Regions from separate parts of the Mus musculus genome. Here region 2 is linked to region 1. The links are chromatin loops, found by intact Hi-C in ENCODE. Cell type or tissue: left cerebral cortex. All regions are shown on one strand. Links, peaks and the distances in the headings refer to the core of each region. The heading gives the core; the rest is flanking DNA. Region 1 overlaps Pfkfb4 (6-phosphofructo-2-kinase/fructose-2,6-biphosphatase 4). Region 2 holds the start of Cdc25a (cell division cycle 25A).

Region 1 (15,016 bases), core at 3,714-11,713:
TTTGTTCTTGAACGAGTCTGTAATTTTTTATTGACAGGGAAAAGAAAAAAATTGTTTTATAAGTAACTCAAATATTGTAATGAATTTGCAGCTTGGCAAAGACCTCAGAGAACATCTCGTACAACTGGTGGCGCAGATATGGAAATGGAGATCAGGCTGTTGTGTGATGTGCCAGGGTCTCCGTGCATTCCTAAAGGCTGCTGTGTGTGATAAGGGAGGGGAGGGTCCTCTACGCTTCTGTGGCCAAGGCCAGCCTGAGGCCACGACTTTGACCATTACCATAATGAGAGGGGTTGGGAGTGGGGAAGGCGTGTGTTATATGATCATGACTTGGGTCCTCCTAGAATGGCAGTAGTTCAGAAGCAGACTGTGTTCCTGTGGGTGGTGGCTCTGACCACAGTATGGGTACTGGTGGAGCCATAGCTGTGCAGACAGACACATTCTGAGTCCTCAGGGGCTGTGGATTTAGCCTGGCCAGCTTCCAAAAGGAAGAATTAATCAGAAGCTCCTTGCCAGTCTATTAGGACAGCCGTCCAGACCAGAGGGTGGCTGCCCCCGTTACAGAAGGGCAGGGACCTGGACTTTGGGGACAGTAACGCTCAAGCCACATCCTGGACCAGCTGTGTGATCTTGGACAAGGAGCCAACCCTTAGACCTCAGCCTAGGATGAGACCATTGTCATTTTTGCCTCTAACAAGTAAATACTTGAAAATTGGAAGCAAGCTGGGTGTGGTGGTGCAAACCTTTGATCCCAGCACTCAGGAGGCAGAGGCAGGAGGATCTCTTTGAGTTTGAAGCAACTCAAAGTACATAGTGCGTCCCAGGGTGGTGAGGGCTTTGTAGAGTGACTCTGTCTCAAAAATAAACAAACAAAACAAAACACAAACAGAGGGAAGAAAGGAAAGTAGATCTCACCACCACCAATCTCCTTTTTGCCTTTTATTACATCAGAGTCGGGGACTGAGGTGTCAGCCTGAGCCAGACCCTTCTGTCTGCTCCCAAGGCCAGGCCTGTACATCTTTCCCTAAGTTCTAAGTATAGGATTGAAATGTGGCTCTTGTATCACGTGGTTGTGGCACGTGTCTTTCGTCCCAGGGAGACAGAGGAGGCATATGGATCTCTGAGTTCAAGGCCAGCCTGACAATGAGTTCCAGAACAGCCAAGGCTACATACACTTTTCTGGACGGGAGGTGACATGGCCAAAGATGAGGCTTACAGATGTGTGCCCTAGCCAGGGATCCCAGAGGTCACAGCACAGCCAGTCAGCCTCTCTGTATGCACCTGTGACCAGTGACCTGGGGCCAGGTTGGAAGACTGCCAGGACAGTAAAGCCCCTAGGGCAAGGAAGGATAGATGGCCTGACCAAGACCCTTCCGAGGAAGAAAATGCCTGCTTCTAGTTGGGGCTGCTGGTGGGTTTTCTCTGCTGTCCCCAGCTCCTCGGGGTCCCCAGCTCCTTGGGGTGTTGGTGTTGGTGCCAATTGACACAGGCACGTTCTCCAGTCTCGAACACCATAAGCAGTTGATAAAATTTGATACATTTATATAACCCAGAGCCACGCCGACGTGTCTGGAAGCTATTAGTCTTCCTTACCATTAGCATCCCAGCTTAGACCTTTAGGAGCTCTGAGGAGATGGGACAGGGCATGAGGGACCCCAGTACCGTGGCAGGTAGGATATTGTTTTTTGTTTTTGAGGATGTAGTAGACTGGGCTAGTGTTGACCTTGTGTTCTCTTGCCTCTGTCTGTCTGCTGGCCTGCCTGTCCGTCCGTCTTCCTTTGTTTCTTTCTTTTTAAGTTTCCTAGGTTTTATTTACTTATTTTATGTGTTTGAGTATTTTGCTTTCATGTAGGTCTGTGAACTGTGTGTGTGCCTAATGTCCGTAGAGGTCAGAAGGCAGCACCAGATCCCTTGGAACTAGAGTTCTGGACCCTTGTGCTCCTCTGTGGGTGCTGGGAACCAAACCCTGGTCCTCTGCAAGAGCAAGAGCTTTGTTGTTGAAAGACAGCGTTTCTCTGTGTAGCCCTGGCTGGCCTGGAACTCTCTCTGTAGACCAGGCTGGCCTTGAACTCACAGAGATGCGCCTGCCTCTGCCCCCAGAGTGCTGGGATTAAAGAGACGTGTGCCTCAACACCAGGCTAAGAAGAAGCGGTTTTAACTACTGAGCTATCTCTGCAGCCCCGAGTCTTGTTTTCTGATGGCTTCTTTTAGTGACTTGAGATGTGACAGGATTTGTGTGTATGCACAGGGCACCTGGAGAGTCAACTTCTGTCCCCTGAGTGGGACTGTCATGTGATGTTGCTTAATTTTGAAGAGTTCTTCCTTCCTCAGTGTGGTCAAGATGCGGGAAACAGGTGTAGTCAATTCAGGTGTCTACCTGGAATTCACTCCAGGGACTGTGGCTGTGCCTTTGGCAGAAGTGCCTGGAAGTAGGTGGGCAGGTATAAGCTCTCCATTGCCACAGATGTCTCAGGCCTCTAGGCTCCGAGGCTCTGTGGCCTTCAGTAAATATATGGAAAAAGTAAGCAGAGAGGGCTGAGTTGACAGGAAGTCTTCTGACTTCCTTCTTTCTGTGTGTGGTGTTATGTGCTGGCTACCAGATGTTGGAGTCCTTATGGGCCCAGGGCTAGCGTCTGACTGCAGACCCCACCTTTTCTCACTTTTCTCAAGGTCTGCAGTGTCCCCCCTGGTTCTGCCCTGTGTATAATAATTTCTTCCCTCGAGGGCCTATCTCCACATCTTGCTGTTGTAGGCAGGGCTGCCACGAATGCTCTTGAACTTTGGTTTGCTTTGTTTCTTTGCTGGGAAGCTTATCTTAAGGAGCAGAGGTGATCACCAATTTATTGCCTTGTTTTGTGCCCAGATCCAATCTGCTGCCCTGACTGCCCACCTTGTGGGTTGATGGGAGAGGGGAACAGGGGCACTGTCACCAGAGACTGTGGGAGGAGGCCCAGGTCTACTCTGGAAAAATAGATGTCGTGCTGTCTAGTTTTTATGTCAGCTTGACACAAGCTATAGTCATCTGAGAGGAGGGAGCCGCAACTGAGAAAATGCCTCTGGAAAATCAGGCTGCAGGCAAGCCTGTAGGGCATTTTGTTAATTAGTAATTGATGGGGGAGGGCTCAGCCCATTGTGGGTGGGGCTATCCCAGGGCTGGTGGTCCCGGCTGCTATAAGAAAGCAGGCTGAGCTGGCCATGATGAGCAAGCCAGTGAACAGCACCCTCCGAGGCCTCTGCGTCAGCTCCTGCCTCCAGGTGCCTGCTATGTTTGAGTTCCTGTCCTGACTTCTTTCAGTGATGAACAGTGATATGGAAGTGTCAGTCAGATAAACTCTTTCCTCCCAAGTTGCTTTTAGTCACGGTGTTTCATCGCAACAACAGAAACTCTAGGACAGGTGTGAAGATTAGATACAGTGCCTCAGTACTGCCCCTGAGGGAGCAGTAGTGTGTATGTGTGTGTAGGTGTCCATCGGTAGGGACAGGCGGATGGATTGCCCCTGATATACTCTCTTTAAATTGCTTCAGCACTCCTTGTCAGCCTGGGCAGGAATTGTGCAAATAACAGACTCCAGAAGTCTGCTGGGCCTGAGGAGGAGGCAGGGCCTTGCTTAACTCCGTTGGTTTCTTCTAACCTTAGCCAATACTGAGGTTACTCTGCAAGTGTCCTCCCTTTTGCTTCAGCCCACGTCTCCTTCCCGCCCCCCCGGGGGTTCCATGTCTGGATCATGCACAGGAATGATGCCGCCCACATCCCTTGACCTGAGTGTCGTTGGGGCTGAAGTTCGCTTGTGTCCATAGTCCAGGATGCTGCTGGAGCAAGGCGAAGGGCGCAGCTTCCCAGGCAAGCTCCAGCTTTTCCTTGGGGAAAGTGCTAAATCATGCTGTGAGGGCAAGACTTAGAGTTGCCAGAAGGTGCCAGACTCAAAACAGGGATGGAAGCTTGCCTGATTGCTGACACCAGGTAGAGCTGTCCCTGAGCTCTGTGCTCTAGAGAGACAGCTAAGGGGGTTCTTTATAGTCTGGCAAAGGAGGGCAACTAAGTGGACAGAGGAGAGGCAGGGACAGCTCACCACATCTGCTTAGCAGTCTGTCCCCTATGGGCTTTTTGGTTTGGTTTGGTTTGGTTTGGTTTAATAGCCCTGGCTGTCCTGGAACTCGCTCTGTAGACCAGGCTGACCTCAAACTCAGAAAGATCTTCCTGCTTCTGTCTCCCAAGTGCTGTGTGATTAAGGGAATGAGCCACCACCGCCCAACCATCTCCTCTGGTTTTACTGTCCCTGGTCCTATGGGTGATGAAAAAGAAGGCTCCTGTGACTAGGATGGGGTCACATTTGGTCACTTTGGAAGCTGAGTTGAGTCACAAGCTCTCCTGCTGCTTGGTCATCAGTCCCAGGCAGCTGAAGCGCAGGGACGCTGTGAACAGGTCTTTCCCTGCCTCCAGCCTTGGCAACTTCTCTGATTGACATCCCGACTTGGTAGCATGTAAAATGGAGATGAGCAGACTATTAAGAGGATTGTCATTGTTGGGCCTCTGCTTCAGTCCCATGTGACCCTCACCTTGATGTACTTCTTGTCTCCCTGCTCCTAGTTACTGCACATCGGTGCTGGGCCAGGGCCATGGGTGGCTGGGGCACTGCAGGGATAGTGTGGTTAAATCCTTCCCTGGGGGAGATTCAAACAAGCTCTACCCCTCTTCCTAATGTCCCAGTGGCCTTCGGAGGCACAGCTCCACAAGTTCAGTCTAAGCTGATGAGTTGACTGGACCTCCTTACAGAACATAGGTGAGGGGTCCTTACACACAGCAGGTGGTAGTGTGTAGCCGGATACTCCGGTGAGGGTCTCCCAACCCTGCTCACACTTCCACGAGGGGATATAAACAACAAACCTAGGCACAGCTGGTAGTTGCTTGGCTTGGTGGACAGTCACTAATAACGGCTACTCCAAGGAATCAGTCTAGAGTTGTAGTCATTAGTGAGGTGACCAAATAAGGGGTGAAAATGCCCCAGGTTCGTGTGCAGGTGCTCTTGGAAAAGGACAGGTTGAAGGGAGACTTTTTTTTTTTTTTTTCTGTTTTTGGTTTTTTGAGACAGGGTTTCTCTGTGATAGCCCTGGCTGTCCTAGAACTCACTTTGTAGACCAGGCTGGCCTCGAACTCAAAAATCCACCTGCCTCTGCCTCCCAAGTGCTGGGATTAAAGGCGTGCACCACCACTGCTTGGCTTGAAGGAGGAGACCAGGAGACCACGGTGGAACTGGCACATTGTTAAATGAGGTAGATGGAGATTAGGATATGGATTCCTGTGTGAGAGGGGCAGGCTTTGGCTCTGTCCTTTGGGCAATGGACAGCTCCCTAAGAATGTCCAATTGCTGGCCTGTGCCTTGTATACATACCGATGTGTGCTTTGTGATAGAGCGGCCGGTGAGGTTCCAGAGCCCATAGAGTCTTGGGAACAGAGCAAATGTCAGCCTAAGACTGGCTCTGGGGGTTCTTAGGGGGCTGTCTGATGCCAGGAAGCCAGGGACGTACAGCTGGTACCAATCCTGTGCCCAGAGGCTGATCCAACACGGTCGAGAGGGAGACTTAGTGATCCAACAGCCTGTGGCCATGTGCCTGAAACTAGCTGCTCTCCTTGTCGCTGTGACAACATACCTTAAGGAAGAAAATGTTTTTTCTGGCTCACAGTCAAGGGGACAGACCATCATGGCAAGGAAGTTGCGCGGCAGAAGCTTAAGGTGGCTGGCGACATGGCAGCCACGGTGAGGAAGCAGAGAGATGGATGAGCGCTGTTGCTCATCTTTCCTTGGTTTTTGTTTGCTTTCAGTCCAGGCCCCCTGCCCACATGCTGGCTGCCCACATTTAAGACAGGTTTTCCCTATCTCTGCTAACCTACTAGAAACTCCCTCATAGAAAAGCCCAGACACTTGTTTCCATGGTGACTGTAAATCCCACCAAGGTGACAATCCACATTAACTATCACAGTGCTGCTTGCCTTCCAGTCTGCATGACTAACTGTCCGACACTCATTGTCATGGTGGGCCTGCCAGCCCGGGGCAAGACCTACATTTCTAAGAAGCTGACGCGGTACCTCAACTGGATTGGCGTGCCTACTCGGGGTGAGGCTCCAAGGGGATCATGGGAGGACTGTGGAGGCAGGGAAAGAGAGAAGCCAGCCTGGGTGGTGGTCAGGACCCAGGGAAGAGTCCTGGGCAGGGATTGGTAGGGTTCCTGACCTGTCTCTCCTCCCCCCCAGAATTCAACGTTGGTCAGTATCGCCGGGACATAGTCAAGACGTACAAATCTTTTGAGTTTTTCCTCCCAGACAATGAAGAAGGCCTGAAAATCAGGAAGTAAGTGTGGTGAGGGTGGGGGAGGAGTGAGGGTGGGGCATTGCCCTAGAGAAGGCTTGGTTAAGTTACAACCCATTTGCTAAGAAGTTCCTCCTCTCTCAAACTCTGAATGCTCCTGAGCTGCAGTTACTCAGTGCAGTGACTGCCTGCTGGGGCTGGCTCGGTGCCGGGGCTGGCTCGATGCTGTGTGACAGGGCCTGGAACCTCAGAGCCGAGTCCTGCTGCCATCTCTGGAATGCTAGGATTAAAGTGTGTGCCACCATGCCCAGCTGTAGGTCTGGCTTCTTAACCTCTCAGGTTGTAGAGAGTTTGGCATATAATGGGTTTAGGGAGAAATTGTGTGTAGCCTCCTGATGGCTGTCCCTTCCCTGCCCCAGTGTTAAGGACCTTTGGTAAGGACATTCTATGGGAAGGAAGGGGCTTCAGGGAAAGGCGAGGCTTACCCAGGACGTGTCTGGGACCATCGCATGACATGGAGGTCCTGTTTGTCTACTCCAGGCTACCCTAGAAGATGCATATTATTATTTCTTTTCTGTCCCAAGATGGGCACTCTCACCAGTACTGGAGTATGTTTGTCCTATGCTTGGCATGTTCTTGGCATGTGCTTGGCATGTTCTTGGCATGTGCCAGCCAGGCCTTGGGTTTAGTCTAACATGGCTTGGATGCTGTGGAATGAGTAGTTGACACTCACGATCTCTGTCCCCCTCCCAATTAAGGCGTAATGTTTTGAAGAGTGATGAAATGTCCTTATTGGAAGGGCTGGTGGGATGCTCGTAGAGTTGTGTCCTGCTGGGCATGACTGTGCATACTTTTCATCCTATCACTTGGGAGACAGATGCAGACAGATCTCTCTGAGTTCAGGGACAGCCTGGTCTGTATAGTGAGTTCCAGATAGCCAGGGCTACATAGTGAGACCCGTCTCTAAATAACAACAGAAATAAGCCTTGTTCTATCTTCATGTCTGCTGCTGTGGTAAGACACTAGACAAAAGCATAAGAGAGAGCATAGGGGAGAAAGGTGGGTTTGGTTTACTGGTTCAGACTGCAGTCCACCGAGAGAGGTCAAGGCGGGACTCAGAAGCAGCTGGTCACACCCGCAGCTCAAAACAGAGAGGTGATAAGTGTGTGCCTGCCTGCCTGCCCAGCTTGCTCTTCACTCTTAAATACGGTTCAGGGACCAGGTCACCATAGGGTGTCACCCACATGGTCAAGGCAGGTTTTCCCACTTCAGTTAACCTAATAAAAAAAAAAGAAGAAGAAAAAAGAAATCAAAGGTTGGAGAGATGGCTCAGTGGATAAGAACACTGCTCTACCACAGGACCTAGGTTCAATTCCCAGCACCCACACAGCAGCTCATAACTGTCTGTAAGTCCAGTTCTAGGGGACCTGAAACCCTCACACAGACTTAAAATACAAACAAAACACTAGTGCACATAAAAATAAATATTTTTTTAAAATCCCTCATAGACATGCCCACAGGCCCACCTGATGCGGACAGTTTGTCATGGAGAGTTTTTCCAGGTGACTCTAAGGCTGTGTCAGCTTGACAGTCACTTACCACCACAAGCCCCTTGTCAGCTGTGGTGGCAGACTTGCCTCTGCATCTTGGTAGGACAGTAGTAGTGACTTTCTCAAATCAAGTCCAGCCTCGCAGTTCTGACCTGGAGCTGTGCACTAGGCTACTACCTATTCTCCCTATGGCCACCAGGGGGCAGGCGCACCCCACTGTGTACTTAAATCTGCTTCCTCTGCTCTTGAGTCATAGGGGTGAGACAGGGAAATCACCCAGAAGGGGTCTGACATTTAGGTAAGACTGGAGGCTAGGAGATGTATTGATGTTTGGATCTACTGCATGCTTGGTGGCTGATATCCGTTGTCCCCATTTTATAGGCAAGGAAACTGAGGCTCACAAAGTCCAAGAGTCTCATATACTCTGTACAGGTTTCTTCACATTTGAAGTAACTGTTGAGTTTGGAGGTCCGTGCCTACAGTGCCAGCAGTTAGGGGGTGAAGGCAGGAGGGTCAGGTTTAAGGTTAGCAATCCATTACATACTTCAAGGCCAGCTTGGGCAGCATGAGGCCATGTCTGAAAAGACCCAAAACCAATCAATTAAACAAAACAACAACAACAACAACTTCCCATCATCCACTCACCTAAATATCTCATGGCTAATAGGTCAACATCTCAGGTGCAAAATCTAAAGCATTGCCAAGGCGTAGGCCCCGTTTGCTCAGTGGTGGTGCCTTCCCAGGTGTGCATCTGAGCTTAGGATGGGTTAACACTGTTTGGGGCCATTCAGTCTGAATTAGAGGAGTAGCGTGTGGGGATGTAGTGTTTGTGGTGTCGGTATCCCCAGCTGCCAGCGGTTTCCCTGGGGCTCCTGAGAGGCCAGCATGTGGGGAGTAATTCAGATGAGAAACCCAGACAGAGAGGTGGGAGGAACTAACCCGAGGTCACCTGCAGGGACACAGGAGCCTCTGGCAGAGGATGGGACAGACAGTCCTGTTGTTTTTGTTCTACACCTAAAGCCTGAATCTAGCCACTGGGCCACAGGGCCAATTTCCACGGACCATCCCAGTTTTTCTTCTAAGGAGTTGGAAAAAAAAAAAGGACCAGAAGTAGTTTTTATTTTGCTCTGGCTTTTCCTTTGTTGTTGTTTGCAGTACCAGGGATTGAACCAGGGCCTTTTTGATAGATTGGCTTCACCTTCAGGCCAGGCAGAAGGAATTTTTGTTCTGTTTTGTTTTGAGATCGATGCCACACAGGAGCTCAGGCTGGCCTTGAACCTACTACATAGCCACGAATGACTTTGAACTTCCGACTCTCTTGTCTCCACCTTCCAAGCGCTGGGATTACAGGCATTTGCCACGGGGGTGGGGGCGGGGAGCACACCAGAAGTCTTAAAAATGGGAAGTCTGAGAAGGAGAAGAAAGGGGCGATTTTCTATCCGCACACCCACTGTCGAGGTCTCAAAAGCTACATAACATTCAAATATACAAAATCACGTAAGACAAAGGTGTAAACAAGTTTGTGCTGGCTCATATATGCATCTATACAGGCACATGTATGTACACACACCCCACCAGGCACATTCCTATCCTGTTTTCTTACCGTACATGAGCTCCCTGTGTATACCATGGACATATAACCTCATGCGTATACTTTATATGCACATATCTACATACACATGAGACTATATACCATATGCGCACATGGGCATGTTCACATACATGCACAACCCCTGAGCACATATGGCCACACTGTCTGTGAGAGTGTGTACGCACACGTGGGAATCTTCACTTGGGCTCATTTTTGAGGGTGTGATACTGAGTCGTACACACGTGCTCAGCCTTTGTTTACATCTGCACACCAAGCACACTTGGACCCTAAGACTCCCTTCAGGTTTGCCGACTTCCCAGGACTCACGGCTAAGGTCCACTACAGCAAACTGACAGAAAGGGAAGGCTCATGGCGTGAAGTCCACAGGAACCAGCATGGAAGCTGTCTCCTTGGAGTCCCACAGGATCTCTCAGTTCATCCAGCAAGAGTCCAGGGGGCTCTCACACACGCCGGCACACTTGCAAACCCATACATGGGTACAGTACATTCATGCCCACACAGAGACATGCAAGCACAAGTGTATGTGTACACTCATACATGAGTGTGCACGCAGGCCCCTAAGATGTTCTCCTGGCATTTTCTTTGAGGCCCTGGGATTCCTCCTCCACAGTAGATCCACAGTCAGAACAGCTGCCAAGCTTAGCCCAGAACATACTGACCTGCAGGCTGGTCGGAAAATGGGCCAGCAGTGCTCGTTTTCTAGACGCAGAATTCAGACATTTTGGCAAAACACTTTTTTAAAAAATGTTTTTTATCCTTTATTTTATATGTGTGAGTGTTGTGACTTCATGTGCTCTACATACATGCCTGGTGTCCTCTGAGGTCAGAAGAGAGTGCTGGATTCCCTCAACTGGAGTTATGGTGCTTGTGAGCGGCCATGTGGGTGCTGGAATTGAACCTGGGTCCTCTGAAAGAGCATCCAGTGCTCTTAACCACTAAGCCATCACTCTAGCCCCTTAAAAACATTTTTTTAAAGATTAAATTTTTCTTTCATTTTATTATTTTTGTGTGTTTCTTCTGCATGTGTGTATCTGCCTGCCATGCCCTCAAAAACCAGAAGAGGGAGCCAGAGTCCACAGAATTGGATGTGGGTGCTGGGTTTTGAACCTGGTTCTCTGGAACATTAGCCAGAACCATTCTGAACCATTGAGCCATTTCTCTATCCCCTTAAGATTTGCTTTAATGTCCGTCCATCTGTCCATCTGTCTGTCCTTCTGTCTGTCTATTTTTGTTTTTCAAGATAGGATTTCTCTGTGTAACAGCCATGGCTGTACTTTGTAGACCAATTCACAAAGATCCACCTTCCTCCTCTTCCCAAGTGCAGGGATTTAAGGCGTGTGCTGCCATCACTCCCTGGCTTTCTTTTAACTTTTAAATATCTTTGTGTGTGTGTGTGTGTGTGTGTGTGTGTGTGCGCGCGCGCGCGCGCCGTATACATACAAGTACTACAGAGATCTCTGGCATTAGAGTTGCTTAGTTTTGCACTGTCTGATGGGTGCTGGGGACTGAACTCATGTCCTCTAAAAGCTCCACAGTTGCCATGAACCACTGAGCTGTCTCTCTACAACTCCCAGAGGAAAGCTCTTTGCAGCTTTAATGGAAAACCCTACAGAGCACAGAGGATCACCAGGAGGCACGAGGGCACAGCTACCTAGTGACCTGGACCTGGCTCCACAATGACATCTATGCAGTATAGTCCTTTGACACTGACACTGACACGTGGGGGTGGGGGTGGGGGTGGGGGTGGGGTGCATGCACATCCTGAGATCACAGATGGGAGATCTAGCACTGGTCTATGACAGTAAGTGAGGCACAGGTGGGAGGGCTTGCCTGGAGTGGGCCATGCCCTGGGTTCCATCTCTAGCATTGCTTGTTTGAAAAGGGAGGATGTTGGGCTGGCGAGATGGCTCAGCGGCTAAGAGCACTGACTGCTCTTCTAAAGGTCCTGAGTTCAAATCCCAGCAACCACATGGTGGCTCACAACCACCCATGATGAGATCTGATGCCCTCTTCTGGTATATCAGAAGTCAACTAATAATAATAAATGAATCTTTGGGCTAGAGCAAGGACTGAGTGAGTGGGGCTGACCAGAGCGAGCAGAGGTTCTAAAAATTCAACCCCCGACAACCACATGAAGGCTCACAATCACCTCTACAGCTACCGTGTACTCACATACATAAAATAAATAAATAGTAAAAATCTTTTTTAAAAAAAAGAAAGAAAAGAAAAGGGAGAATGTCATAGATAGAAAGCAAACATACAGCACGTGGGAGGCAGAGGCAGGTGGAGCTCTGTGAGTTCAAGGCTAGCGTGGTCTATATAGCGAGCTCTAGGCCACCCGGTGCTATAGAGTGAGACCTCCCTCAAGCAAAACAAAGCAAAGGTAGCTTTGTCTCTCCAGACCTTTAGGAGAAGTGGGCTAAGTGGGGATGGCCTCCACGTGGCCGTCATTTTACAGCAAGCGAGGCATCTAAGTGTATCATTGCACCTGATCATCCGGGGTCAGAGCTGAGCGGGCACAGCGCTGTGCTAGAGGCAGAGAGGATGGTAGCCTGCTCCATTAGGGGGTGGTTTGTGGAGGTCTCTCTTCCAGGACATGTGCAGCCATGTGTCCTTCCTTGCTGCCCTCGGCCCCAGCACAGAGAATGTCTGATTGGAAAGCATTTATCCCGGGGTCAGAGAAATGAGAAATGTCTCCAAGGTTAAGAGCGTTTGCTGCTCTTACAGAGAACCTGGGTTCAAGTCCCAAGTCCCAGCATCCACATAGTGGTTCGTAGCCGCCTGTAACTCGAGTTCTGGGGGATCCAACACCCCCATCTGATCTCTGAGGGCACCAGGCACACACACACATGCGCGCGCACACACACACACACACACACACACACACACACACACACACACGATGTACATCATGCAGGCAAAACACACATATACACGAAATAAAATAAATAAACCAAACATAAATTAATTCATGAAAAGCACTTATCTTGGTAATCATAGACCACGCATGACATTTCAGAGTCGTGAACATGGCAGAGTGACAGCGGGTCCCCGATAAGATGACAAAGGAAAGTAGCGTTCAGAAAACCGACAGCCAGGGACACAGCAGATGAGAGCCACAAGCTGACAGATGAAAAAGGAGGAGACCGGAGGGCTGTCCCCTCCCCTGTCTGTCCCCTCCTCTGTCTGTGGTAGGGTTAAAGGTCCGATGCTAAGCTCACTCTGTGTTTTCTCTCCTGAAGGCAGTGTGCCTTAGCAGCCCTCAGTGATGTCCGGAAGTTCCTCAGTGAGGAGGGGGGACATGTGGCGGTAAGTGTGACACCCTAGAAACAGTCAAGAGTGAGACTTAGGATTCCCCTCACCCCACGCCCAGTTCACCATTTGCTTACCAGGCACCTGGAAGGGAAGTGAGTGGGATGGGTGTGCCCCTGCACGCCTGAGGGTGCTAGCCAGGGAAGAAGCATACAGAAGGAACTGTCTGGGCCTGCGTTTCCCCTGGACTTGAATCTACATTTAACGCCGCAGTTCTTCCTTCTAGAAGTTAGCACCAGCAGCAGCATACCTCAGTGTTCCACACATTAACTTCTGGATTAGGGAGCCCTGCCCATATCGGTTACCATTCCAGACCCTGGGGAGGGAATTCTACCAGGTTGCTGGATGATCCCTGCAGGCAGATGAAGTGTGGGTCCAGGGAGAGCTGGGGTAACCATGAGGAAGATCGCCCCTGGCCCGTGCATCTCATTCCTACCGATTTCCCTTTGGAGCCATGCCTCCTGGAGCTCTCAGACCCCAGTTCCAACTTGTATCTACTACCTGTGGCACGGCCATCACGGTCCTGGGAAAAGCACCTGTCCTGTAACCCAGGCCCCCTTCTCTCGGCTTTGCTGACCTGCTTGTGTTATTGAAGTGAGTCCCACAGATCCCATTCTTCAGTTAAGAGGCTGGAGGTGTAGCTCAGTGCTGGCCTAGCAGGCGCGGAGTCTGGGATTTGACCTCTAGCACGGAATAAACTGAGCATGGTTTTGCGTGCTTGTAGTTCCCGTTCTACGGAGGTAGAGGCAGGAGGATTGGAGCGTCCTTGGCTGTATAAGGAGCTGTAGGCCAGCCTGGGGTGCCTGAGAGCCCATGTCCAAACAACAGAATAGTGCTTGGGGAATACTTGGGGTGAGGCCTTGCCTAGCAGAAATGTCCTGATGTTTGTTTGGTCAGTTGGTTGGTTGATTTAAACAGCAACAACAACAAAACAAAAACAAACAGACAAAAAAACGTTTTTTCTGTTTGAATTTGGGTCTTCTGGCTTGACTACACATGCACACACACACACACACACACTAAATATAGTGAAAAATATATAAAAAAGAAAAAGAGGTGTTGTTAGGTGTGGTATCACATACTTGTAATCTCAGCACTTGAGAAACATAGGCAGGGGGATTGCTGCCTGTCTGAGGCCAGACTGTCCTACACAGTAAGTTCAAAGCCACCTGGACTGCATAGTGAGATCCTGTCTCCGTCCCTCACAAAAGAGGTTTAGCTTACAGTTGTGAGGCTAAAGGTTCTAGATTGGGCACTTCCCCACCCCCCAGCCTTTGTTAAGGGTCTAAATAGCATTGTGACAGGAGCCACTGAGGGAAAGATCACACTGGAGATAGAAAACCACGGAGCTGGGTAGGCCAGACTTGCATCTCTCTTGGGAGAACTTGGACATGAACCTTAGGAGAAAAACCACATCCAAATCGCAGTACTGGGCTTAGCTGGTTTTGCTAGATTTCTCTGGTCGCAGGTGAATCGAGCGGCTGCTGTGCGAGCACTGCTGAGCACATCTCTCTATGAGAGGCTGCAGGAGCCAGGTCAGACTCTGGCCTGGGCAGCATCCTGGCAGGAAGCCCGGGGCCCCAAGGGCGCCTGGGCTGCAGCCCTGGGCCAGAGTCCTGAACTCACCCCAGTTTGGTCCTAGGTTTTTGATGCAACCAATACGACCCGAGAGCGGAGAGCGATGATCTTTAACTTTGGAGAACAGAATGGCTACAAGGTGAGATCTTCTGGGCACCCTTTCTTAGCTGAGCTGTTGTGTATCTGGACCCTCGGAGACTCCGTTTGCAGCCTCCCAGTGTTCGTGAGCACTGGGCATCGAGTGGCTGAGGGATTTGAGAGGGAGGTGCAGTTTCCCTTCCTCCTGGAATTTGCTTTCTAGGGCTGTAGTGGGAGAGCCCGGGACACAGTGATACCTCATTTAGCTACATGACACTCCAGCTTGGTCAGCATGGCCGCGGGTGCAGGGGGACACTCAGGGAGGAAATGCAAGTCACTAACCGTGCCTGTGGTCTTGTCCCTGCCCTCCCTGCGTCTTCTGTCCTTGCTGTAGACCTTCTTTGTTGAATCTATCTGTGTGGATCCTGAGGTTGTTGCTGCCAACATCGTGGTAAGCAGTACATCTGACTTCCTTGGGATGATAACGAAGGAGACAGGTGCCGTTTGACAGTGAGGTTCCCGTCCCAGTTTGGGCTGGTTCTTGGCCTGACCTTCAGTGATCTTAAATTTTGTGGGACTGG
Region 2 (15,016 bases), core at 2,907-10,906, 870 kb after region 1:
GAATAGAGGGGGTGGAGAGATAAATGGTTCAGGGGCTAAGAACACTGGCTGATCTTCCAGAGGTTCTACATTTATTCCCAGAAACCACATGGTGGCCCTCTTCTGGCAAGTACTGGCCTTAGTAGTAGATCCTTAAAATCTCCAGCACTGTGGGAGGAGGACCACTGGGTTTGAGGTTAGCCTCTCTAAATGAAGCAAACATATATGTAAGTGTTTACTCTTAAGAAGTGTAAACAAGTTCAAAGTCAGGAGGCTGAGGAGATAGATGGCTCCTGGGCTCTTCCAAAGACCAAGTCTGATGTCCAACACTCCTGTCAGGAGGTTCCCATGGCCTGTCAGTCCAGCACCAGAAAGACCCAACTCTTCCGGCCTGAATAGGCACTTAAGCACTTACACACATAGACGCACATACACACCTGCACAAGTGCTCTCGCACACAATGAAACAAAAATAAATCCGGTCAGTGGTGGCACACACCTTTAATCCCAGCATCAGGAAAGCAGAAGTAGCCTGGTCTTTGTGAGTTCCAGGCCAGCTTAAACTACAAAGCAAGACCTTGCCTCAAAATATAAACAAACAAATAAAATAACAGCAAAACAAAGTTAAAAAGATTTTCTCTCAACAAAGACAAACAAAAAACAAAAACAAAAAGCTCCACGTGGTACTTTATCTTCCTATCATCTCATGCCTCACAGCAACCTCTAGGAGACTATTTGGGATCAGCCACGCAGTTCCCAGACAACTCATTTCTCCTCATCTGTAGGTAGGTGAGGGTTCATCAAAAAGCACTCCGAGGCTGCTGCCCATCCCTAATTGTCTCTCTCAACTGTATATAATAGTGTACTGCATGTTGTATGATTAAACAATTTATTGAAATTTTAAAAAAGCATTTTACTAAAAAGCATTGAGTCTTCTCTTGAATCTGCAAGGTATTAAGAGCCTGTCATTTGTACCTCAAGCTATACCTGACCAGGAAGTCATTCTTCTTCTTCTTCTTCTTCTTCTTCTTCTTCTTCTTCTTCTTCTTCTTCTTCTCCTTCTCCTTCTCCTTCTCCTTCTCCTTCTCCTTCTCCTTCTCCTTCTCCTTCTTCTTCCTCTTCTCTCTCTCTCTTTTCTTTCTTTTTTTTAAAAAAAGATTTATGTATTTATTTATTTATTTATTTATTTATTTTATGTATGTGACTACACCGAGGTTGTACAGATGGTTGTAAGCCTTCATGTGGTTGTTGGGAATTTAATTTTTAGGACTTCTGCTCGCTCCTGTCAACCCTGCTCGCTCTGGTTCAAAGATTTATTATTATATGTAAGTACACTGTAGCTGTCTTCAGATGCACCAGAAGAGGGTGTCCGATCTCATTACAGATGGTTGTGAGCCACCATGTGGTTGCTGGGATTTGAACTCAGGACCTCCAGAAGAGCAGTCGGCGCTCTTAACTGCTGAGCCATCTCACCAGCCCCCTCTCTTTTCTTTCTTTCTTTTCTTTTCTTCTTTTTTTTTTTTTCTCTTTTTTTGGGTTTTGGTTTTGGTTTTTGGATTTTGGGTTTTTTGAGACAGGGTTTCTCTGTATAGCTCTGGCTGTCCTGGAACTCACTCTGTAAACCAGGCTGTCCTCGAACTCTGCCTGACTCTGCCTCCCAAATGCTGGGATTAAAGGCGTGCGCCACCACTGCCCAGCTACCCTTTTCTCTGAGACACCCTGGATTCCTGGAACAGTAGAATGTCACAGGACAAACCACTGCACACAAATACCAAGAAGAAGGAGGCAGTATTCCAGGAGGGTGGGACTACCCTGAAGGAGAAATAATCTTCTTTCAGATTGGATCCTGAGAGATGCCAATGATGGCAGATGAGCAATTTGCAGGATGCCTGACCGTGGTGGGTAAGACCATATCTTGGTCAGGACTGCTTAATCAGGCATTCTTGCCTTCTATTTAAACCTAATTCCCATGTCAGTACCCTAAGACAGAGGTGAGGCCAGTAGACTCCTTTATATTTCTTCTTCCCAACTTGGCCATATTGAATAAATTTCTGCATTTTACATGTATCTTTAATTGGCTCATTGAGACTCTGGAGGCAGAGTGGCTAATGGCTCTGCCCTAAAAACTCTATTTGCATTTTTTTTATGGACACAAGGTGTCAAAGTTACTCAAGCTGATCTTAGATTTGAGGTTCCCTTGCCTGAATTTCCCAAAGGCTGGAATTATAGGCATGCATCTGGTAAAATTTATCTTATTTTAGATTTGTTTATGTGTATGAAGGTTTTGCTTACATGTATATATGTGTGCCACAAGACATGCCTGTTAGCCACAGAAGTCAGGAGAGGGTGTGTGATCTCCAGGAACTAGAAACAGAGATGGCATGGGGGCTGGGAACTGAACAGTATCCTCTATAAGAGCACCAAGTGTTATTAATCGCCGAATCATCTCTCTAGGCTCTTATTTTATTTTTTGAGACCCGTCTCATTGTATCCATGGCTAGCTTTGAATTTTACTGTGTAGCTACGGATGACCTTAAACTTCTGATCCTCCTGCCTAGACCTTGAAAATCCTGGGATTCAGGTTTATCCCGTACTACCTCAGCTGCTCTCATGTGGTGCTGGGAACTGAAACATGGCACCTCTCTGCCAGATGAGCTTCATTGTGAGCCTATTGGTATAAGGTTTTGTTTGTTTTGAGACAGGGTCTCACTATGTAGCCTTGGCTGACCTGGAACTTACTATGTAGACCAAACTGGCCTCAAACTCATAGACATTTGCCTGCCTCTGCCTCCAGAGTGCTGGTATTCAATTAAAGGCCCGTGCTACCATTCCTTGAAAATATATATATATATGTTATATATATATATAAAATATTATTTTCTGTATCTTCAACCATGGGAGGTTGTAATTTTCACCTCTCCTTCCCCCCTCCGTCCTCCTTTCCCTCCTTTTCTTTTTCTTTCTTTCTTTCTTTCTTTTATTTTATTTATTATTACTACAGGTCTCACTATGTAGCCCTGAGTGTCCTGGAACTCACTACGTAAACCAGGCTGCCGTTGAACTCACAGAGATCCACCTGCCTGTGCCTTTCAAGTGCTGGGATTAAAGATGTATGCTGCCATGCCACACTCATTTGTTTCCTGAGACAGGGTCTCAGGTAGTCCAGCCTGGCCTAGAATTCAAAGCGTAGTTTACCGAGGGCAGCCCAGCCCCTGCTTTGTAACAACTAGAGATGCTTTACACGCTTTAGCAATAGGCTGTAGTTAGATTTACTGTTAGAAGGACCAATCTGGGAGGAGTCAGTGCTAGGGGGTTCACCTGAACCCAGCCCTGCAGAGGAGCAGAGGGAAGGAAGTGCTGTCTTGTGTAGAGGGGCAGTGGGGGGCGGGGGGAGGGGCGGCGGCAGGAAGTTTAGAAAGAGTGTTTCCATTTAAGGATGCCCTGTGCACTCTTCCAGAGTCCTGTTAGAAAGGGGGATGTAAGAGTTCTCTGAGCTGAGGGAGGGGAGGAGACCAGGAATGTTGGGAACAGTACAGGGAAAGCCTATGAAAGATCGATCATGAAGCTTGTGCTGGAAACTGTTGGCATTCCTGAGCTCGCACTGAACAACCAGGAGGTAAATCCGTTTCCAGGAGAAGGCCACACCCTCCCTGGTAAAACAGTCACCAAGGTTGATTGACCGATTAAAACTTCAGGTTTAGCAGTTAGCAGCCCCAGAATGAGGCAAGTCTGGAGACACGTTATCTTGAGCTATCTTTAACCCTCTAAATAACTGTTTATTGCCATCTCTGTGTTTCCCCTAACATCTGTGCGACTACCATTTTGGAATGTGCCCACTGACTCCTTGCTTGCATCAGCCCAAAGGCATAGACTGTTATTAGATAAGAGGCTGGAGCTATGGCTCAGTGGTTAAGAAAGCACTGGCATCCATACAGAGATCCTCTGTTTGGCTATTTCCAACAATGTCTTATTTTGTTTTAAGTCAGGGTCTCACTATGAAGCCTGGCTTATCCTGGAAATTCACTAGGTAGACCAGGCTGGTCTAGAACTCACAGAGATCTGCCTCCCCTTGCTGGGACTAAAAGGTGTGTACCACCAAACTGGACCCACCTATGTATTTTCATTTTCTATTTATTTTGGTTGTTTGTTTTTAAGACAAGGTCTATCTCTCTACTCCTGGGTGTCCTGGAACTCACTGTGTAGACCAAACTGGCTTCCTCCTGCCTCTGTCTTCTGAGTTCTGAGATTAGATAGAGGATTGTACCACCAGGCCCAACCGCTAATGTATTTTTAAAGTACCTTGATTATAATTTTCTTTGTGTTATCAGTGAAAGTGTTGGGTGTTTGGGGTAGCCTGAATCTGTGTTTCTGGGCCATGGTCACTCATCTCTGGCTCCAGAATGAATTCCTATTCCCTTTGAAATACAAGCCATAGTTTTGTATCTACAGAGCAGATGGCCTGTTCCCCAAATACCATCTACAAAACTTATTACTCATAACAACCAATACAACTACCATTTAATTAATATAATTAAATCCTGGGGTCTCGCTGGGCATGGTGATTCATGTTTGTAATGCCAGGATTTGGGAGCTAGAGGCAGGAGAATTGTTGCAAAGTTGAAGCCAGCCTGGGCTATATATAGCAAGATCCAGAGAAGGTAGGGCAAAATAAAAAGCAAAATGAAAAAGTCAGGTCAGTAGTCCCCAAACCTAGCTGTTTCAAATAATCTAGAGAATTTTTTAATTATATAAATCTCAGGTGGGACCCAAACTAACCCAGAGGACCAGAATGTCTAAGGAGAGGGCGGGGACTTCCTTTCCTTCTGAGGCAGGGTCTCTTGGGCTTACTGTATAGCCCAGGGTGACTTCAAATGCATTATTCTCCTAGTTCCCCCTTCTACCTCCCAAGTGCTCAGACTGCAGGTGGACGCCACTCTGCCTAATTCAAAACTGTGAACTTTTAAAACCTGCTTGTGGTGGACCATTCCTTTAGTGCAAGCACTACAGAGGCAGAGGTAGGTGAATTTCTGTGAGTTCTAGGCCAGCCTGCTTTACATAACTTCTAAAGGAGCCAGAACTCCATATCAAGACCCTTTGAAAAACAAAAACAAAACAAACCAACCCTTTTCTTTGAGCTGGATTGGGAAGGCAGCTCAGTGGAATGTAGAGTTTAGCATGTGACCTCCGATCAAATTAGCATGAAACAAAAACAATCTGTCTTTCCAAACTGTTAGCCACTTATCTGCTGAAATCAAACCATCTCTAATATATATGATGTGTGGGGAAAAAAAGCAAGACAGCTAGGTTGAGATAGTGTCTATATTATTTTTGTGTGACCCCAGTCTACATTGGAGATGGTGGCACATTCCTATAGTCCCTGCTCTTGGGAACAGGCATCCATAAAACCAGAGTTCAAAACTATTTTAGGCCATGAGGCCAGGGACTGGGATACAAGAAACTCTGTCTGAAAAGACTGTCCACCACAGCAGAGATGGCTCAGGGGTTAAGGGCAGGTACTGTTTCTACAGAGGACCCAAGTTCAACACCTAGCACAAATATCAGGTCGCTGTGAACTACCTGTAATGGGAGCTCTGAGGGATGGGACATGCATCTGGCTTTATCAGGCACTTGCACATACACAGACACACATATACATACATAAATAATAATAAAAACTCTTAAAAATAAACTCACCCTCAGTACCACTAACAAGCAACAAATATGAAGAACACTGAAATAGCAGCTCTGCTTACTCAGGGCCAGAAAGTTTGTGGCCTTGTACAAGCTCCCTTGCAACTTCGTTTACAAGAGAAAACCTTTAAGAGAAATAAGCAAGCCAACTCATATCGTGTTACTTCAATTTTGTTTGATCTTTACACATTGATGGGGCAGTGGTTGTGCGCACTTTTAATCCTAGTACTAAGGAAGCAGAGGCAGGGGGATTTCTGAGTTCGAGGCCAGCCTGGTCTACAGAGTGAGTTCCAGGACAGCCAGGGCGATACAGAGAAACCCTGTCTCGAAAAATAAAGATCAGGTTTGGCTCACAGGCATCTTCACCTGTTGAGACATCTTATCAGCTCCAAGACTTTTTTTTTAATGTTGTTGTTGCTTAGGTTTGTTGTTGTTGTTGTTTTCTTTTCTTTTCTTTTCTTTTTTTTGTTTTTTTGTTTTTTTGTTTTTTTTTTTTGTTTTTTGGTTTTTCGAGACAGGGTTTCTCTGTATAGCCCTGGCTGTCCTGGAACTCACTTTGTAGACCAGGCTGGCCTCGAACTCAGAAATCCGCCTGCCTCTGCCTCTCGAGTGCTGGGACTAAAGGAGTGCGCCACCACGCCCCGCTTTACATTTTTTTTTTTTTTTTTTTTTTGGTGTTGCTTGTTTTTTGAGAAGGGCCTTAAGTAGCCCCACCTGGCCTAGAACTCCCTGTGCAGCTGAAGGTGACTTTAAATTTCTGCTTCCAACTCCCACATTCTGTAGTTGCAGGTATTTCTCACCTTCCCCAGCTCAAATTACATCCTTTGAGCAATGTAACTGGGGAAGCTCAATGGGGGTAGGGTGGGATGTAGCTTACTTAGAAGTGTTTACCTAACAAGCACAAAACTAAGTTCAGTGGTGAACTGGGAGATCAAATTCAAGGCCATCCTTGACTATAGAGAGTCCAAAGCCAGCCTGACTGCACGGGACCCTGTCTCAAAAGAAAAATATATGGAATCACAAATATGGCCATAGTGAAGATACTTAAGAAGCCCATAACCATGTCTTGTGATATAATGGTTATTCATCTAAATAGTGAATAAAGTAACTACCTTCCCTTCACTCTGGTCCCTCCTGGAATTATTTTTGTGATGTAAGACTTGTAAAGATTAAGTACACTAGTAGAGTTATCACACATGAAACACTGTCATGTACATAAACACTAAATGTTGCCTAGTACTTTTACAGTGATTTGAATGGCTCCCATGGGCTCATATGATTGAATGCTTGATCCCCAACTGTTTGGGAGGGATTTTAGAGAAGGTGTGGCCTTGTTGGAACAGGTGTGTAGATGGGAGTGGGTTTTGAGTTCTTAAAAACCCACACCAGGCAAAGTCTCTCTCTCTCTCTCTCTCTCTCTCTCTCTCTCTCTCTCTCTCTCTCTCTCTCTCTTCCTCCCTCCCTCCCTCCCTCCCTCCCTCCCTCTCCCTCTTCCTTTCTCCATCCCACCTCCCCCCACCCCCTTCTCTCTGCTTGCTATCTGTGGATCATAGCTCTCAACTACTCCTGTTTCAGCCCGGGCTATTAAAAAAAAAAGTCCCTATTTCAAAAATTAATTAAATTAATTAATCAGAGTCTGGAGCAGGAATGGTGGCACATGCCTTTAATTTCAGCATTCGAGAGGCAGAGACAGAGGCAGATCGATCTGAATTCGAGGCCAGACTGGTCTACAGAGCGGGTTCGAGGACAGCTAGGGCTACACAGAGAAACCCAGTCTCGAAAAAGAAAAAAAGAAAGACAAAATCAGAGCCTGAAGTCCTGTGAAGGAAAAGAGGGATCCAGGATCCATGGTACTGTACCACACAGTTAGAGAAGAGCCAACGCCTGGTCCAGATGGCCTTCCCTAGTCTCTCTGTCTCCTAAAAAAAAAAAAAAAAAAAAAAAAAAAAAAAAAAAAAGTGCACAGCACTATGCTCAGTAGCTCAGACAGGTGTGTAGCACACGCTGTAGGAACTACACTACCCAGCATGCAACTGAAAAAGAGCGGGGCCTTTCGGTAGGGACTAGCGCCCCCACAGAAAGTTTCATTGACTCCTTTCTCATTTCAGCCACCTCCCAACTCTTCAGGCTTCGCCCCCACCGAGAGAGGGCGTGACCTCGAGGAGGCCCACGAGACGCTTCCTCCTTTCCTTCTCATTGGTCCGGCTCAGCTGTCATTCGGGAGCGAGGAGAAGTTTGCTTCCTGATTGGTGAATTCCGTTTGGCGCCAACTAGGAAAGGGGCGGGGCGGCGGCTATCCTGAGTGTGCAGCAATTAACGCTAAGGCCACTTTGGTGGTGAGGGAAGTGAAGGTTCCTTCTCTGCGAGCCGGCTACGGAGCAAGGAGGGAGAAAAAAAGTGAGGCGAGTTAGTCGGAGCGGTGGTCTCAAGACTCTTCCTCCACGGAGTTTGTTTGGATTTAATCTTGAGGTTGCAGGCGCCCGCCCGCCTGCGGGCCTCGCGGGACAGAGAGGGAAGCACCGGTGCTTGTGCCTGGCGCCTGCCGAGTCCCCTACGCTCGCCGGTCCGCGCCGCTGCCCGTGGCGGCCGCGTCTCTGAACCGCGGGGTCGTGTTTGTGTTTGACCCGCGGGCGCTGGTGGCGTGGCACGCGGCTGAAGCCGGTGCCAGCGGGGCGGGGCCCGGCGCAGCGGAGGCGGAGGAAGACGGAGCGGGAGTCCGGGCAGGCCCGGCGGCGCCATGGAACTGGGCCCGGAGCCCCCCCACCGCCGCCGCCTGTTCTTCGCTTGCAGCCCCACGCCTGCGCCGCAGCCCACGGGGAAGATGCTGTTTGGCGCGTCAGCTGCTGGCGGACTGTCCCCTGTCACCAACCTGACGGTCACCATGGACCAGCTGGAAGGACTGGGCAGGTGAGAGACCAGCGAGCGATGCCCCAGGCCGCTGGCCTCTGGTCGGCCCTCGGGATGATCCAGCAGGAAACAGAGTCTGTCCACTTGGTTCTGATGCTCCGACCCGGAATGGCCTGGCTAGGGCCCGCCATGTGCACCCTCCCTCCCGGGCGGAATGTTGGGCGGGAGAGGCCGTTCGGATAGTCCAGGGCTATCCTCAGCCAAGAGCCAGACCGCGGAGATCGAGGAAGCCTGCTGGGCATCCTGTCTTGTTCACCCCTTTCAGATTTCTCTCTACGCTGTCTCTATTCCAGAAAAGTCTTTGGAATCTACCCTTATGGGGGTTGGGAGGGAGGGTGAGAATGGGTCCTCCTAGGCCCTCTTTGCTGAACCACCCGCGCCGGATCTTAGTTTCCTGTAAGCTTTGTTCCTTCTCAACAAAGGGACGTGGCATTTTCTTTTCTTGCATTTGTGTAAAATCTATGCAGCCACCTGGCCGGCACGTTTCTTGTATCTACCCATCTACTACCTTTTTTAAGCTATCACTTTTTACCTAACTTTTCCATATTGGAAATCTTCGAGGACTTTGTAGTCCTACACCACTATCACTAACAAAAATGCTTAACACTATTTTTAGTGAAGTTGCTTTTCCTTCGATGTTGGGTATTTCGCCTCCTAAACTTGTCTTACAACTTTTGCAAACCCTGAAAAGCTGGGACTCCTGGCCTAGTCACCTTTGCCCTTACTCCTGGCTCACTCAGAACCTCAGACTGAGGCTCTCCTTTAAGGAAACCCAGCCCTTGCCACAGGCCTGTCTGACAATGTGGCCCAAGGCCAAACCACTCACTCCTTTCTTTGTTTAAATGCCAACTGGGGTATTCTGGGTGGCCAAGTGGGGTGTCCTTGGCTTGGTCTCTCAAAGATGGTTTGTGGCAGCCTGGCTACTTCGTGGCCTGTATGTCACCTTTTTTTTAATCATGTGCTAGAAATTGCTCATGTGGAGGTGCCTCTCTTGGTTTCAGTGACTGTGAGAAAATGGAAGTGAGAAATAACAGCAGTCTACAGAGAATGGGCTCCTCAGAATCGACCGATTCAGGTATTGCCATTACTGTTCATGTGTGTCTATGTATGTGCTCGTGTGTGTTTAGATCAGAAGGCATCAGAGCCGCTGGAGCTGGAGTTACAGGCCATTGTGAGCTGCCTGATATGGCTGCTGGGAACTGAATTTGTCCCCTCTACAGGAGCACCAAGTGCTACTAACCACTAAGCCACTTATTTTTAAGAATTTAATTAAATCAATTTATTTATTTTGAGACAGGGTCTCACCATGTAGATCACATTGGCCTCTTGCCTCTTGAGTGCTGTGGTTAAAGGCATGGGCCACCATCCATCCCCCTGACCACTCCAGGTGTCCGTTCAGCCTTCACATTCATCTGGAGTCAGCCATTCGGGAAGCATCTTGCCTAGGAATTTAATTGGCAACAGTACACATAGAAATTGTGGTGTGGTGTGGTGTGGTGTGAAGTGACAAACACCCTTTAGTAGAGTACAGAGGAAGCTCCTGAGACAGTTTATGAAGAGAAGAAGCGCCAAATCTTTATTCCAGTTCTTTTTTCTTTTTTTTTTTTTTAATGTGTGCTTTTATATATGTGGATGTTGGCTCACATGCCTCTCGTGTGTGCATGTGGTGTGTACTTTCCTCAAAGGCCAGGAGAGGGTGTCGGATCCCTTGGAACTGAGTTACTGGCGTTAGCATGTGGTGGCTGGGAATTGAACTCAGGTCCTCTACAAGAGCAATTGTGCTCTTCTGAAACATCTCTCTAACGCTACTTTTTGAAGACACAGTGTCACTATATACACCAGATTGGCCCCTTGGAACTGAACTTACCTGGTTGTATTTTTCATACCCCTAAATGAGTACATTTGAAAAAATAACTCCACAAAAACTTAGAGGGGTCAGTACTATCTGGGGAAAAAAAAATCAGTCAATCTTGATATTAGTTGGCCTCTTCAATCTTGTTTCCCTTGATGGTATTTGCAAATAGAGGATCCATGGGTGCACTTAGGAAATGTTGCTTAACACCAGAATGTGTATTACTTCCTAAGAATTTTGTTTTTATTTCTCAAAGGTTTCTGTCTAGATTCTCCTGGGCCCTTGGACAGTAAAGAAAAGTATGTATTCGTTACTTTAAAATTTTCTACTTAGAAGGAAAGTTTTCCTTAAGTAAGCCCAGTGGCACAGGCCTGCGGTCTCAGCTACTCGGGAAGTTAAGGCGAAAGGATCAGACACTCAAGGCCTGTCTGGGCAATGTAGTAAGATCCTGTCTCAAAGTGCAAAGAGCACCCGACTGCTCTTCCAAAGGTCCCGAGTTCAAATCCCAGCAACCACATGGTGGCTCACAACCATCCCTAATGAGATCTGACTCCCTCTTCTGGTGTCTGAAGACAGCTGCAGTGTACTTACATATAATTAATTAATAAATAAATAAATAAATAAATAAATAAAGTGCAAACTCGGTGATAGAGTGCTCGTGTGGTATGTGAGGCCCCAGGCAGGGTGAATCCCTAGAACCTCCCAAAAGGAAGAAACTTGTTGGTTAGCTTTTGATATGGAATCTCATTTTGAAGCCCTGGCTTGCCTGCCTGCCTCATGGGTGCTGGGTTAAAGGTATGCGCTGTTGCTCCTGGTCAAAACTTAATTTTTGAATAACGTTCTTCATACAGTGGACTAGAGCTCTGTAGTTAGCTGTGCCTGCTGAGTTGCTCGGATGCTAGAAACACTACTGGGAATGAGTGCTGCTTCATACCAGCAGTTTGCAGGACTTCCCCCCCTTTAGGTTAGCTGTAATTTCCCCTGCTCTCCTTTTTGACGTTAGGCCTTAAATGAACGGATGTATGTATTGTAGGAGACATCTTGGGGTTTGGGTTGGGTTGGTTTTTTCGATCTGGGGCGCTCCTGAGATCAGAGAACACTATTCTTGTATATGCTACAATGAGAACCATGCCATGCCCCTACTCTAGGTTGAGCAATGTGAATCTGCTCATATGAATATCTCTTTATTCTTATGTTTACCTTTTTGATCTCATTACAGCCTTGAAATTTCCCTGACGAGAATAAATTCCCTACCTGTAAGTTCTGTTGTTTTGAGCTAATACCTGTAAATTGCTCCATCAAACACCTTTCCCTACGATGAGAAAGTGGGCATTGCTTTTCTACATCCCTGTAAACACATAGGCAGTAAGGTATTACCTAGAGGAACTTCAACAGTAACAGCCTCTTGTGGACTTTGTACTCACCTCAGTTTTATCAAACCAGGAAATGTTCTTTTTATGCAAATGTTACTAGGGGGTTGGTATGGCACTATATCATACCTGCCAAGAGGTCAATGCACCTTGTCTGATTAGGTGGAAGGCCATTCTGAGTTAGAGCAGGTTGAACCCCTGGGCACTTATGTGGTGGTAAGCTAGTTTTTCCAAACCCCACTTCATTTCTTTAAGAATTAAAGTTTTGGCTGGGTATAATAGGTCAAACATGTAATCTTAGCATTTGGGAGGCTGAGGCAGGAAGGTCATCTCAAGTTCAAGGCCAGCCTTGTCTTCAAAGTGAAACCTTATCTTAAAAAAAGAAAAAGGTAACCTGAGTTTTCCATTGTGCTTGCCTCTGTGAACTCAATTTCTCTGTTTTACTTTGATAGCAGAAGCTCCTGGGATGTAGCCCAGCCCTGAAGAGGAGCCACTCTGATTCTCTAGACCACGACACCTTTCACCTCATCGACCAGGATGAAAATAAAGAAAATGTAAGCATAGCATCACCATGGCAACCCCAGCTGGCAGTGAAACCTAAGTGTCTGTCAGCAGCTGACAAGTGACATGGTTGGGCTGCCATCTAACCTGACTAATGGAAAGGCCACACCTAGCCTCTCAGTAGAGAAATCTGATTTTGAATCTTGCTTCTTCTACCTAGCTTTGTGATGCTGGAGTTTTGCTAGGCCAGCGCCTTTTTCCTGTACCTTATTTCCTCCGATGAGTATCTGTCACATTTATAAACACTGGATTGAAACGCTAAAATCCAAAGCCATGCAAGTTCTGTGGAGAATATCTGAAATGGTTGCTTTGAGGATGGTGTGTTTTATCCAGAAGTCCATGTGTGCCCTGCCTGGCTTTCTCTCTTAAACTGTACAGGGTGTCTTGTCTAGAATAGTTGGTCAGATTGATTGGCTTGCCTCTCGGCCACTCTATTTCCATATATTTGTTGTTTCCCATTTCCTGCCAAAATACCAGTCAATAACCCTTACAAAACCTACGTCTTGTATGAAAGCAGATTTTGTCTGGCAACTTAGGGAGACATCATGAGGTATTCCATGCAAATGGATTCCCTCCTTGACTGCTTGGAGCAGTTTGTCAACCTTTCCAGTACAACTGGACCAAAGTCTAGATGTAGCTCTTGACTCAAACTTGACTTCTCCCAAGGTTGTCTTCCTGGAAGCTTTGCTCTAAAGGAGAAATAGATAGATTAAATAACTTTCTGGAGTGGTCCTCTCTGGCTTCAAGATCGTAGGCACACCATTGAACCTGTAGATGTAGTTTTCTTACTGAACAGGCAGGTTGTATTTGATGATTAGATAAGCTTATGTTCAGAGAGTACTTAGTAATAAAAACTGATATTAGCAGTTACTGGTTTTAGTACTTAATAACAAGTGTGCTTCTGTAACTTAAAGATAGGCATGCATCTTTCTGCACATGGTGTTCTGCTTTGGTGTATGTCTGTGTACCATGTATGTTCCTGGTGTCTGCAAAGGCCTGAAGAGGGTGTCAGATCCCCTGAAACAAATTACTGATGGTTGTAAGCCAACCTGTGGGTACTGGGAATCAAACCTGGGTCTTTTAGAACTGTGTTCTCCAGTTGTGGGGGTTGCACATCTTTAATCCCAGCACTTGGGAGACAGGCAGGTGGACAAGGGCAGCATGGTGTACAGACTGAGGTCCAGGACAGTCACGGCTCCAGGAAGAAACCCTGTCTCAGAATACAGAATACAGAATGAATGAATTGAAAGGAACTCTGCTCTTACTGCTAAGCCATCTCTCTAGACTCAACAAATTTTCCTTAATTTTATTTAGTGAAAGAGAAAGCCTTGGGTGGGAGCGTGCCGCGGTGCACATGAAGACAGGTCAGCTTTCAGGAGTGTGTTCTCTCTCCACTGTGTGGGGTACAGGGATGGGATTCTAATCCATCTTCAGGCTTCCCAGAAAGTGTATTTACCAGCCAAGCCACCCCACCAGCCCTAGAGCTGTTTTATGGACAGTAGAAAATATTTCAAATATGTTGTTTTGCAGGAAGCATTTGAATTTAAAAAGCCAATACGACCTGCATCTCGTCACATCTACGAGGAGAGTAAAGATCCCTTTACACACAGGCAGAATTCAGCCCCAGCTCGGATGGTACGTGGTTTGGCTTTCGTATTTACAACATGGAGAGTGTGTGTGTGTGTGTGTGTGTGTGTGTGTGTGTGTGTGGCTTTCGTATTTACAACATGGAGAGTGTGTGTGTGTGTGTGTGTGTGTGTGTGTGTGTGTGTGTGTGTGCGCGCGCGCGCTGTGGCATCTGGAAGGTAGAGGGAGGAGGGCCAGGAGTTCAAGGTTGTGCTCAGCTCTGCTATGATTTAAGAACAGCCTGGGCTACATGAAATCCTGTTTCAAAAACAGAAAAGCAAGTTTACTGTTATTGTTTGATGGCTCATGGCTGAGGCCTATGAATTAACTGGAGTTGCCTCATTTGGCAGATTAGAAAGTTTCATTAGAGAAGTTGATATACTCATCAAAGGACATGTAAAAACACTAGAATTTAACTATAGGTTCCTCAGTACATGATAATAGTTTGAAAATATATCTGAAACTGATTGGTTTTGGTAGACACTTGGGAGTGAGAGTGCTAAGATCTGTAACTGCCTAAGCATTAAGAGCACCTGTATTATGGATGCTGGGGATGCAGACTTTAAAAGCCTGTGCTTATCTACTGGTTTGGCTTTTGTTTGGACTGGAGAGTTTGCTGTTACTCGCAATTTTTTTTTGAGACAGAATCCCTTAAATCCCTAGGCTAGCCTCAAATTTGTCAAAACTAGTCTTGAATTCTTTTTGCTCCTGCCTGTAGGATCACAAGTGTTTGCCACTACACCAAATTCGTTTTCAAGGTAGGGCATTGCATAGATGAGGTGTATGATCTTGGTACCCCTTAAGCATCAGTTTCAAGAAACAAAAAGCAAAAGATTATTTGGCTATGTCGACACACGTAGTCCCAGCTACACCTGGGACTGAGATAGAATGAACACTGGGAACACTTAGTCACAATGAAGAAAAAAGAGATTGACTACCAGAAGCGAGTGGTGTGCCTTAAATGGGACTATAGTTGTAAAGATTTTGTTGCTGTCTAGGACATCATAATCCCTCATTTAAATACTGGGCAG

Evidence for each region. Hi-C counts contacts between places; a loop is a spot of excess contacts. Peaks named below come from ENCODE experiments on the same cell type or tissue, not always from the same donor. Only the 100,000 strongest peaks of a DNase experiment are listed, where the experiment ranks them.
Region 2: it touches region 1 in a loop (2.4-fold over the local background); 10 of 42 quality-filtered maps call a loop at or near these places.

What each region holds. Positions count from the first base shown.
Region 1 is chr9:108,992,863-109,007,878 of GRCm38, forward strand. Pfkfb4 (6-phosphofructo-2-kinase/fructose-2,6-biphosphatase 4) reads left to right here. Exons shown (of 14, transcript NM_173019.5): 2 at 5,997-6,113; 3 at 6,251-6,347; 4 at 12,710-12,776; 5 at 14,422-14,496; 6 at 14,830-14,886. Among named protein-coding and RNA genes, the nearest start is that of Pfkfb4, 8.5 kb to the left of the region's middle. In left cerebral cortex, for the core only: CTCF peaks have their summits at 8,038 (motif pointing right) and 10,521 (motif pointing right); DNase peaks (open chromatin) are centred at 5,897, 8,066 and 10,530; H3K27ac peaks cover 1,109 bases.
Region 2 is chr9:109,867,584-109,882,599 of GRCm38, forward strand. Cdc25a (cell division cycle 25A) reads left to right here and starts at 7,996. Exons shown (of 15, transcript NM_007658.3): 1 at 7,996-8,576; 2 at 9,578-9,651; 3 at 10,685-10,727; 4 at 11,648-11,684; 5 at 12,251-12,352; 6 at 13,890-13,994. The coding sequence starts at 8,407. In left cerebral cortex, for the core only: a CTCF peak has its summit at 7,753; DNase peaks (open chromatin) are centred at 7,857, 8,441 and 8,972; H3K4me3 peaks cover 1,764 bases; H3K27ac peaks cover 674 bases.